2 separate regions of the Homo sapiens genome follow, and region 1 is linked to region 2. The links are chromatin loops, found by intact Hi-C in ENCODE. Cell type or tissue: heart right ventricle. All regions are shown on one strand.

Region 1 (5,000 bases), 850 kb before region 2:
GTACACGGATCCGGAATTTTTTATTGTCATAATTAAGAACAATGCTGCCATTTTAATTTGGCAATGCAAATGATACGTAAAAGTGAACGATGGAGACATCCTTACACCAAGCGTTGCAACTATTTACTCAAGACAGTTCACCCTGAGTTGGATTGAGTTGAATCTCAGTCTCAATCTCTCCCCCACCCCCGTGTCTCTCTTTGGCAACCCCGCCTCCAATAGTAGATACTAACATTCTCAATAGGGAAATATTCAACTCTCTTCCGAGTCATAATATTTACATGAGATAAAAAGGGGATCACTCTTTAACATTGGAATCTTTGGGGATGACTGGCCTCTTTTCCTCCCAATTCCTACCTAGTCCTTGAGAATGCAGTGTCCTGGAGGATGTGAGGAGGTCGCTGGAGGGCCAGGCGCAGAGTGGAGACTGAAGGTTGGGTACCACCGCCAGGGTGGAGTGTCCGAAGGCGAGAAACGTTTCGTTTGTAACGAAGCCAGAGACATAGGCCCCCCAGTTTCAAGGCTAGGACGGGCTATGCCTGCCACCATCCTCCCGCAGCTTCCTGGCCGAGGTGGCAGGGCGCTGGGGTTTAGACCCAAGCACTGGATCCCCGCGTGGAAATGCAGAAGGTCCGCACATCAGCTCTCTTCTGAAGCAAGTCTTGGCTTGACTCCTTAGCACTATTCATGCTGACGAAGGACTTCACCTTACCCCAGGTCAGATTCTAAAGTCCATGAAATAATAGATTTAAACCAGTCTTGAAGTTAATGAAGAAAGATAAAGGAAGAGGAGGACCAAATAACATTGCTTCTATCTTAGAAGGAAATAAAACTGGCAAATATAACCCTTCCTTCCCCCAGTTTCAGACTCAAACTCAAGCTGACCCTTAAAAACTAGTGCTTAGTAAACGAAGGTTATCGAAGCGGAGTACGCCCTCCTGGCTTTTCGTGCTTGGACCCAAATGAGCGCTTTGACACCAATAGCTAAACTCCATCCGTCGGTGGTGCTGATCAAATTTTATTCTTGAGCCATTTATTGCGTTTATTTCTGTTTTCTGCTCATTAAAATTGTAATTAATGATCTCATCCAAATTTGCTGTAGCGACCACCTTCCAATGGTGTGTTACTTTAACATGCTGAATTCTCAAAATTGTCAAAGGGTTTTCCTTCTCCAGCCCGCAGTTCAACCCTGTCGGGAACGTAAAGATCAGCCAGAGATGGAAGAGATTTAGAGAGTAAAGGAAGCCACCCTTCAACTCCTAAACTCTAGATAGACATCCCACCACCACTGTCCAGGAGCTGGTACATCTCCATCTCCCGTAGCAACTCTAGAATTGGGAGTAGGCGCCAGAGTTTTGGAGAGGGTTTTCAAAAGCTTACAGTTCCCAGGGTGTACCTAGATGCTTCTGTATCTAAAGTTTCCGCCTGAATTTTGATGATTCTACCCCCATGTAAACCCAAAGGAAATAACAACAATAATCAAAGGGAGAAAAGTTAAGGGAAAAAACTCCCTCACTGTTCTCAGGTATAAACATCATCTGACAGATAAATATTCCTATTAAACGGATTCAGTTTTCAGCGAATTGAGTAACCCATAAATGATAATGAACGCGGTGGGAAGCGACGGGCGGGGGGGAACTCGGGAATGAAAAAAAAAATAAAGTGGAGGAGAAAGAACAGAAAAGGAAAGCAGGAGGTGGAAAGATGGAAGAGGACGATCCTTTGGCCTACAAGGGGATTAAGGACATCTATAAGGCTTAAGGAGCAACAAATTAATTTACACAATTCTGGGAGAGCCCAGATGGCCTTTAATTAATCCCTTCAAAAGAAGGAGCCAGGCCAGGGCTGCGCCGGCTGCCTGCTCCATTAGCTCCATTTTACAAGGGACCAGACTTGGTTCGAGGTGAGGCGCCCTCCAGAGCTGGTGGGGGAAGGGGATAGGATGACGCGAGCGGGCTAGTGGGGAAGCAAGGGAAGAATATGAACTGCTTTTCCATAAAAGGGCTGAGTTTTCATTATTCCTCTCTTTAAAAAGTAATACCCTCTTCGTCTCTGCTTCCCCCTCCCCTTTCTCATTTTATTTAGCACAATTAATTGAGGCGGCCACTGGCCCCAGCGCGGAACCGCACCACTCACCAGCTCCCGCCCCTCCTGGCCCCGCCCACAGGAGAAAGAAGTAGGGAGCGGGAGGGGACTAGGCGGGCGCGGCCCTACGCCTGGCCCGCCTCAGCCAATCAGAGGGTGCGGCGCCCCCGAGTGGGCGAGCCCCAGGGGCGACGCAAGGATCGAGGCGGCGAGCTATTGGACACGGTGGTTACGCCCCCGGCCTGCGCCCGGCTCGCCGGCCCCCGCAGCCTCGGAGTGACGTCCCTCAAAGTTCTCATTTTGGTCCCCCACTTCCCCCTCCCTTTCGTCCCCCAGCTAAAGAGGGGTAGGGAGTGATGCAAATGTTTTATTACCTTTGAGAGCTTCATCTGAACTGTCAGGCCCGGAGGGAGAGAGGAAAGGAGAGAAAGAGCGGAGGAGCCGCGGAGAGGGTCAGTTTGGCCAGAGGACAGGACTTAGAAGACCGAAGCCTGGGAAGCCGCGAAGAAAATGCCAGAGAGGAGAGTCAAAGGCTGAGAGTGAGAGGGAGAGAGGGAGCGGGGGTGGGGCGGGGGTCGCCGGGCCCGTTTGCAGAAGTGGACTGACGAGCGGCGCCGAAACCCAGCCGTCAGACTTTTCACACTTAGTCTTTTGTTTTTCTGTGTTTTTCCTCCCCCTTTTTCTTTTCAATATTGCAACTCCAGTGCCCCGTGGGCCAGAGGGCAAGGCGGGTGGAGGTGAGGACCTGGGAGCCGCGGGGATCCGTGGCACTGCCCTTTCTGGCGCAGCAGCCCGGGGCAGCGTGGGCGGAGGAAGCCCGCACAGAGGCTAGATCTCCCGCGGGCTGGATGCGCTTTCTCCCCGGGCACAGTGAGCGTCGAATGCGAATCAGCCGCGCGACCGAAAGAGCAGAGCATCCCAGTAAGATCAGAGGAGCGCCACGGGCTGCACAAGGCGTCCTTTGAACCTCCCCAAAGAAAGCAAGCCACCCCCACCCTCCAACTTCAAAGTGGAGATTCGGCAACTAACTTTGCTACAAACTCTCCGGAGCCAGCCTGGGTTTTGTTTTGCTTATTTCCCGGGGGCAGAAGATGAGAAGTAGCGCACTTTGAACAGCTAGGAAAAGTGAGGAAGAGAGAATAGCCAGGGATCGAATCTAGGACTCGCGGAACGAAAGGACTGCCTAGCCCGCCGGGACGCCTGCTTTTCTCGGCGAGCTGCCGCCTCCCGCGTGGAGGGTTTGGACATCTCTGCTGCGCAGCTAGGCGAGCAACTCCCGGCAGCGGCATTTTTGGTTCAGTTGGCAGCTCGCCTCCGGGCGCGCCGAGTGCCTCTCCGCTCGCGCCCTCGGCGCTTCCGGCTCCTCTGAGCCCCGCGGGGGGCACCAGCCAGCGCCCTCGCTGCAAGGCTACGGTCTCCGGCGTGGCCGTGGGATGTTAGCGGTGGGGGCAATGGAGGGCACCCGGCAGAGCGCATTCCTGCTCAGCAGCCCTCCCCTGGCCGCCCTGCACAGCATGGCCGAGATGAAGACCCCGCTGTACCCTGCCGCGTATCCCCCGCTGCCTGCCGGCCCCCCCTCCTCCTCGTCCTCGTCGTCGTCCTCCTCGTCGCCCTCCCCGCCTCTGGGCACCCACAACCCAGGCGGCCTGAAGCCCCCGGCCACGGGGGGGCTCTCATCCCTCGGCAGCCCCCCGCAGCAGCTCTCGGCCGCCACCCCACACGGCATCAACGATATCCTGAGCCGGCCCTCCATGCCCGTGGCCTCGGGGGCCGCCCTGCCCTCCGCCTCGCCCTCCGGTTCCTCCTCCTCCTCTTCCTCGTCCGCCTCTGCCTCCTCCGCCTCTGCCGCCGCCGCGGCTGCTGCCGCGGCCGCAGCCGCCGCCTCATCCCCGGCGGGGCTGCTGGCCGGACTGCCACGCTTTAGCAGCCTGAGCCCGCCGCCGCCGCCGCCCGGGCTCTACTTCAGCCCCAGCGCCGCGGCCGTGGCCGCCGTGGGCCGGTACCCCAAGCCGCTGGCTGAGCTGCCTGGCCGGACGCCCATCTTCTGGCCCGGAGTGATGCAGAGCCCGCCCTGGAGGGACGCACGCCTGGCCTGTACCCCTCGTGAGTACTACCACCCGCGCCCCGATGCCTGCCTGCCGTGCCTGTTCTGCCCACTCCCGGGTCGCGGCCCCTGGTGTGCATGCCGCTCAGTCCATCCTGTGGCCCGCCCCAGTAGTTTGACAGCGCCGGAATCACACCAGTTAGGTTGGGCCAGGGCTTCCAGAAAGGGATTCTCGCTTTTCTGAGCTCGCGTGGCTGTATCCAAGCGCCTCCCTCTCTCTAAGTCTTGAGTACGCCTGGGCTGAGCCGGTGTGTGTGTGTTCGTGTGGACCACAACGCGGTGAGGGACGTGTGTCTCGTCCGAGGCCCTGGCTGTTCCTGAAACGGCCTGGCCAGGACCGCAGGCCTGGCCTGGATTAGAAAGATGGGGAGGAGAGGGGAGGAGAGGCCACTGCATCTCTGCTTTCCCGGCTCCTCCCTGTCGTCCAGCGCCCCATTCCGCCTTCGCCAGCCTAACCCGCTGCCTCTCTTCGAAGCAGTGAGGCCCGGCAGCGGTGAGCCCTCCACCGCCCGGGAAGTGAGTGTATTTGCATGCACGTCTCCGCCTGGGGTGTCCCCACCTCACCTCTTCGCCCTCGCCGCCCGAGTACACTCGGCCTGGGTGAGCCCATTGAAGACAGTCCAGCGTCCCCAGGGCAGGGCGAGCGCTTCCAGCCGCTCACCAGCGCTGGGCCCGCGCTTTCCCACCTGCCTCCACTCTGGGGGCTGGCACACGCTGCGTCCGGGCACATTTGGGGACATCGTGGAGCTCAACACCCTAACACAAGAGCGAGCCAGGAGAAGAGTGAGATGAAGGGACACGGCCTGGGGAA
Region 2 (5,000 bases):
GTGCTGCTGTCCCACAAAATGCTCCCTTAGAAACCTCTGGCATCCCTCAGGGTCAAACGTGCATAACTTAGTGACCATTTCATCCTCTGAATCCGTAGGTGCCACCCTAGTCACACATTACACTATCACCTTTAACTTTGTCATTCTTCACTCTGCCTAGACCAGAGCAGACTTTTAGAGAATCAAAAGTACAGCCCCACTGGAAATGAGTAAAACCCTACCCCCCAAATAAATGTTTGGTCAGATGGTGTTATCCATCAGAGCTGAAGGGACATGAGGCTAGTGAAGAGAAGATTCTGGGCTTTATGTTAATGCTGACCTTCTCTGGAGCAACGTGGTCTCTTTAGCTTCCACACATGTCTAATCACTAGGGAGTTGTCTAGCTACACGAATTTTTCACATTTGTCAGCTAAATCAGCGCTCCAAATGCACAATGCAGCACTTAGAAACATTATGTGAATTTATTAAATTCTCTGGAGGACTTTGGGTCCATAAAGCAGTAAATTGATTACAGAGAACTGAGGCCATAATATTTTCATCAGCAGCAAAAGCTGCTGTGCTCCCATATTGTGCATGGCATATGAAGAGAAGCTGTTCCTCACTTCACTTGAGCTGGCAGGCTGAGAATCACACAGGAAACAAGGGGAAGGCTCTGGAATGCATCAAAATGATGCGTCATTTAATCAGTTTCTTTCAGAACGCCAGCTTTCAGGTACGCCTCTTATAAGAAAACTAAGGAAAAATATAAATAGCCTCTTCCTGCTTTGGATTTGCCTATGAATGCTTTCAGAATTAGCCCTCATGATCATAGCTGTTCATTGACTTTACCATGAAAGAGCGTATTGACATTATTATCAAAATAAGGGGCATTAGTAGCAGGTCAGGAGGAAACGATGGGTCTGTGTTGATGACATGGCTTGGATACTAAACATGCTTACATGTGGTTTGATGATCACATAACTGATGACCAATATCCCCTCCAAAGAAGGAAGGGAGAATCCTAACACTTTCTAGGATGCCCACCATGCCAGGAATTATTATAGGTGCTTTTCCATAGATTATCCTATTTCAAACTTTGCAACAATCTTAAGAGCTAGGAATGATAATTCCTGTTTTTAAGGGAGAAAGCCAAGGCTTAGTAAATTGCCCAAAATCACACGGCTGAAAAATTAGGTTGGAATCCAGACCAGGACTGTGTGTTTCCAAAGACACCCTTGTTCTTTGACCCCATTTCAAAATCTTTGATGTTCGTGTCTTCTAAAAGATTTCACTCCCCAGAAAGTAATTGGATAGCTTTCTGCTGCTGCATGGGAAAACTTTTGTCGTCTCAAATGTTTCTGGAGGGAGAGGAAGGGGTAAATCTCGGGGCAGTCGTGTTAGTGTCCTGGCACTAGAGCTGTCATTTTAGAACCTGCGAGAAGACTAGAATATTCTAGGCTAGTCCTAGAATATTATTTTGGCCATTTCACTGTGTCTTTGAGCCTTCTTCGGGCATCCTGGAAAAGGGAGTGATTATGACATTTAGGTATGATGAATGATAATCCTTTTTAAATCTATTAACTGGATTTTGATAAACATCTAAAATGACCGTAGTTCTTCCCTCTGCATTGAAAGGAGTGATGCAAGAGGAATAACCAGTGTGTTGGCAATTCTTACTTCTTGGTTGCCTCCAGACTAAACAAGGTCTTCGTATAGAGGAGCAGAGACCTTGCTACAGGAAGACCATGGAGGCAGGGAACAACCACTCCTCTCCTTGCACCACAGCTCTTGGACTGAGTTCTTTGGCTGTGATGGAAAAGAAGCAGTGTCTCTATAAGGCCTAAAAACCCCTGGCTAAAGGCTAATCTCAAAGGGAGGGCTCTGTCTTACTAAAATTTGTGGATTCCCAGTGCTTGGCAGACTGCCTGGTACACAGTAGACCCCCAGTAAGTGTTTATTAGATTCAATTGAAATATTAAGACAGCTCAGCAGTTTGTCAAGTTATAAATGCAGGAGTATGAGAATTACTTTGTGAGCTGTTTTTAAATATAGTAATTTGTGAGCATAATTGTATTTCATATGTGGTAATTCACAAAGTTAAGCCCAGCACTTCCCAGTTCATCTTAAAGCTATCTATTCAAGCAACTCTTGACTCTATAACAAAAACTATCCACTATCCATTATATCTGAATTTTTCTCAGCATATGTGCCCATCCAGAATAGTATTTCAAAACTGGAATTATCCAGGCCACACTGGAGCATATAATCAACTTGGAATTAGCCATTTTTTTCTTTTTTATTATTTCTTCCCCATATTGGCTGCAGTTGTATGAATTACAGATTTTATCTCCCTCAGACTTTTTTGCTTATGGAGTGGGGTGACTGATTTTGGTGCTTTCTCTTTTATTGCCTGTCTGACGTTAAAAATCCTATCAACCGTTCGGAAACTAATCTAATTCATTTCGAGAATAATGTTGTGAACTCTATTTACAGAATCCAAAGCCATAAAGCTTCTAATGCTACGTGAAACAGCACCCCCTACTGGCAATGTTGTCACATTACATCATCATATCCTCAGCACTGAAATCCATCTCTCTCCTGTTGAGAAACTTTGACAAGTAACTTCACAAACAGAACCTATTTAAAATACTTCAAATAGAACAAATCTCTTACTCTGTTTTACCTTCATGGAAACTATTCCTTGATAACAATTTTTGCTAAGAAAGGAAAATATGTGATCTCCCTTTTTCTAGGACCATAAAGTTGTAAAAGGCAAGTTTATTTCAAACTTAACATCAGGTGGGTCCAAACCATGCACTTCATGTCTCTGTGTTTCAGCAGTACAATTCTTTGTATAGCAAATGTACTTTCTTACAAAACACCAAAACTAGCTTTAAAAATAATTGCATATGATTTTTTCACTGTGACCATTTATTCATTCCCGACCACAGCATTCATTCAACAAGTAATTTTTTTTTTTTTTTGAGATGGAGTCTCACTCTGTTGCCCAGGCTGGAGTGCAGTGGTGTGATCTCAGCTCACTGCAACCTCTGCCTCCTGGCTTCAAGCGATTATCTTGCCTCAGCCTCCCAAGTAGATGGGATTACAGACACGTGCCACCACGCCCGACTAAAATATATATATATATATTTTGTATTTTTTGTGGAGACAGGGTTTCACCATGTTGGCCAGGCTGATCTTGAACTCCTGACCTCAAGTGATTTGCCTGCCTCTGCCTCCCAAATTGCTGGGGTTAGAGGCGTGAGCCTCTGCACCCGGCTACATTTAACAAATATTTACTGATCATCTAGGCTTGAGAATACCACAGTGAATAGCATGCATCTGGTCCCTGCCCACATAGAGCTTACAGCTGAGGTGACAGAATAAACCCATCCAATGCTGGATTTGACTAAGGAAACATCTGTGGAATCACAGAGCAAGGGTACTAGCATAGCCAACGGGAATTCAGAGAACCTTATCGCTGGCACTGTGAGTGCCCCAACCATTCCCCAGGACACACTGAAAGTTACTTGGCGCTTCAGTAGATTGTTCTCATCTTATTCTTGGTTTCCCGCATCAAACACCTGCATTTCTCTGGCCGAGGACTTCTGCTAGCGACAAAATGGGCAAGCTAAAAGTACCAGGGAATTAAGCAACCCTCAGCCAGTGAGGGACAGGAGTTGGTGGATAGACACCCTAGCTCCCTTGCCCTTCAATAGATAATTCTGAAGTGTATTCCACTCAGGCTCTTAGAAAGTCCCTGGCCAGGCACAGTGGCTCACACCTGTAATCCCAGCACTTTGGGAGGCCGAGGCGGGCGGATCATGAGGTCAGGAGTTTGAGACCAGTCTGGCCAACACAGTGAACCCTGTCTCTACTAAAAATACAAAAATTAGCAGGGTGTGGTGGTGTGTGCCTGTAATCCCAGCTACTCAAGAGGATGAGACAGGAGAATCACGTGAACCAGGAGGCAGAGGTTGCAGTGAGCTGAGATTGCGCCACTGCACTCCAGCCCAGGTGACAGTGCGAGATTCAGGACAGAAAGGAAGAAGAAAAGAAAAGAAAAGAAAAGAAAAGAGAGAGAAGGAAGGAAGGAAGGAAGGAAGGAAGGAAGGAAGGAAGGAAGGAAGGAAAGGGAAGGAAAGGAAGGAAAGGAAGGAAAGGAAAGGAAGGAAGTCCCCAGTAGAATGTGCACAATTCATTGTTAACAGGACTGCTGGGATTTCAACAGGCTTGGTAAATGACATTCATCTTTCTCACAAATGTTGTGAGGCAATTAAGAAATCCGACCAAAGAATAAGGCAGCTAGGAGAATAGATATCACATTGTTAATATTGAAAAATGAGGCTACGTCTCTAGGCAAGTAGATCACATTGCACTCAAGAATTAAACTGCTGGTCTTTTTAAATTTTTATTTATTTTTTTGAGACCTGGTTATAAGACTGGCTAATTTTTGTATTTTTCGTAGAGATGGAGTTTCACCATGTTGCCGAGGCTGGTCTCAAAATCCTGAGCTCAAGCAATCCATCTCCCTCAGCTTCCCAAAGTGCTTAGATTACAGGCGTGGGCCACCGCACCCAGCCACTGCTTATCTTTTGAATCCCAAGCACCACTGGACTGGGCAAGCCTCTGAAAAACAGGGCCTGCCTGGTGCATTTATGACAAGGATGATCAGAGTGGAATGCAAGCTTCCAGAAGACAGGCTCCTCCCAAGAGAAAAAGGGAAGAGGCTGAGCCATTTGGTCAGTTATTCCTTCCACATTCACCAGTCAGATAAGTGACGTATCTTCCAGAAAGGAGCAAGGAAGGGGCATAAAAACACCAAGGAAGGGACCTAGAGAAGACACTATGTCTGAGCCTAAGAGGAACACACATCATCCAGAAATCCTAGACTAGTGGAGCTCCCTCCACAAGAATAAAACCTCAACAGTGGGAAAAAGGGTCCCCACCACCACACACTCCATCCCATGTCAAAACTTTAAGAGAGTTTTGCTAGTCCAGTGATTCCCTCATACCACCAT

What was found. Peaks named below come from ENCODE experiments on the same cell type or tissue, not always from the same donor. Only the 100,000 strongest peaks of a DNase experiment are listed, where the experiment ranks them.
Region 1: a loop joins it to region 2, with 9 times the contacts of the local background. A loop is called at or near these places in 68 of 110 quality-filtered maps.

The regions. Positions count from the first base shown.
Region 1 is chr4:84,496,747-84,501,746 of GRCh38, reverse strand. It overlaps NKX6-1 (NK6 homeobox 1), which reads left to right and starts at 2,455. Exons shown (of 3, transcript NM_006168.3): 1 at 2,455-4,188. The coding sequence starts at 3,519. In heart right ventricle, no CTCF peak of the experiment used is centred here; a DNase peak (open chromatin) is centred at 2,236; H3K4me3 peaks cover 2,203 bases; H3K27me3 peaks cover 5,000 bases.
Region 2 is chr4:83,642,390-83,647,389 of GRCh38, reverse strand. No RefSeq gene overlaps it. Among named protein-coding and RNA genes, the nearest start is that of GPAT3, 110 kb to the right of the region's middle. In heart right ventricle, a CTCF peak has its summit at 2,515 (motif pointing left); no DNase peak of the experiment used is centred here.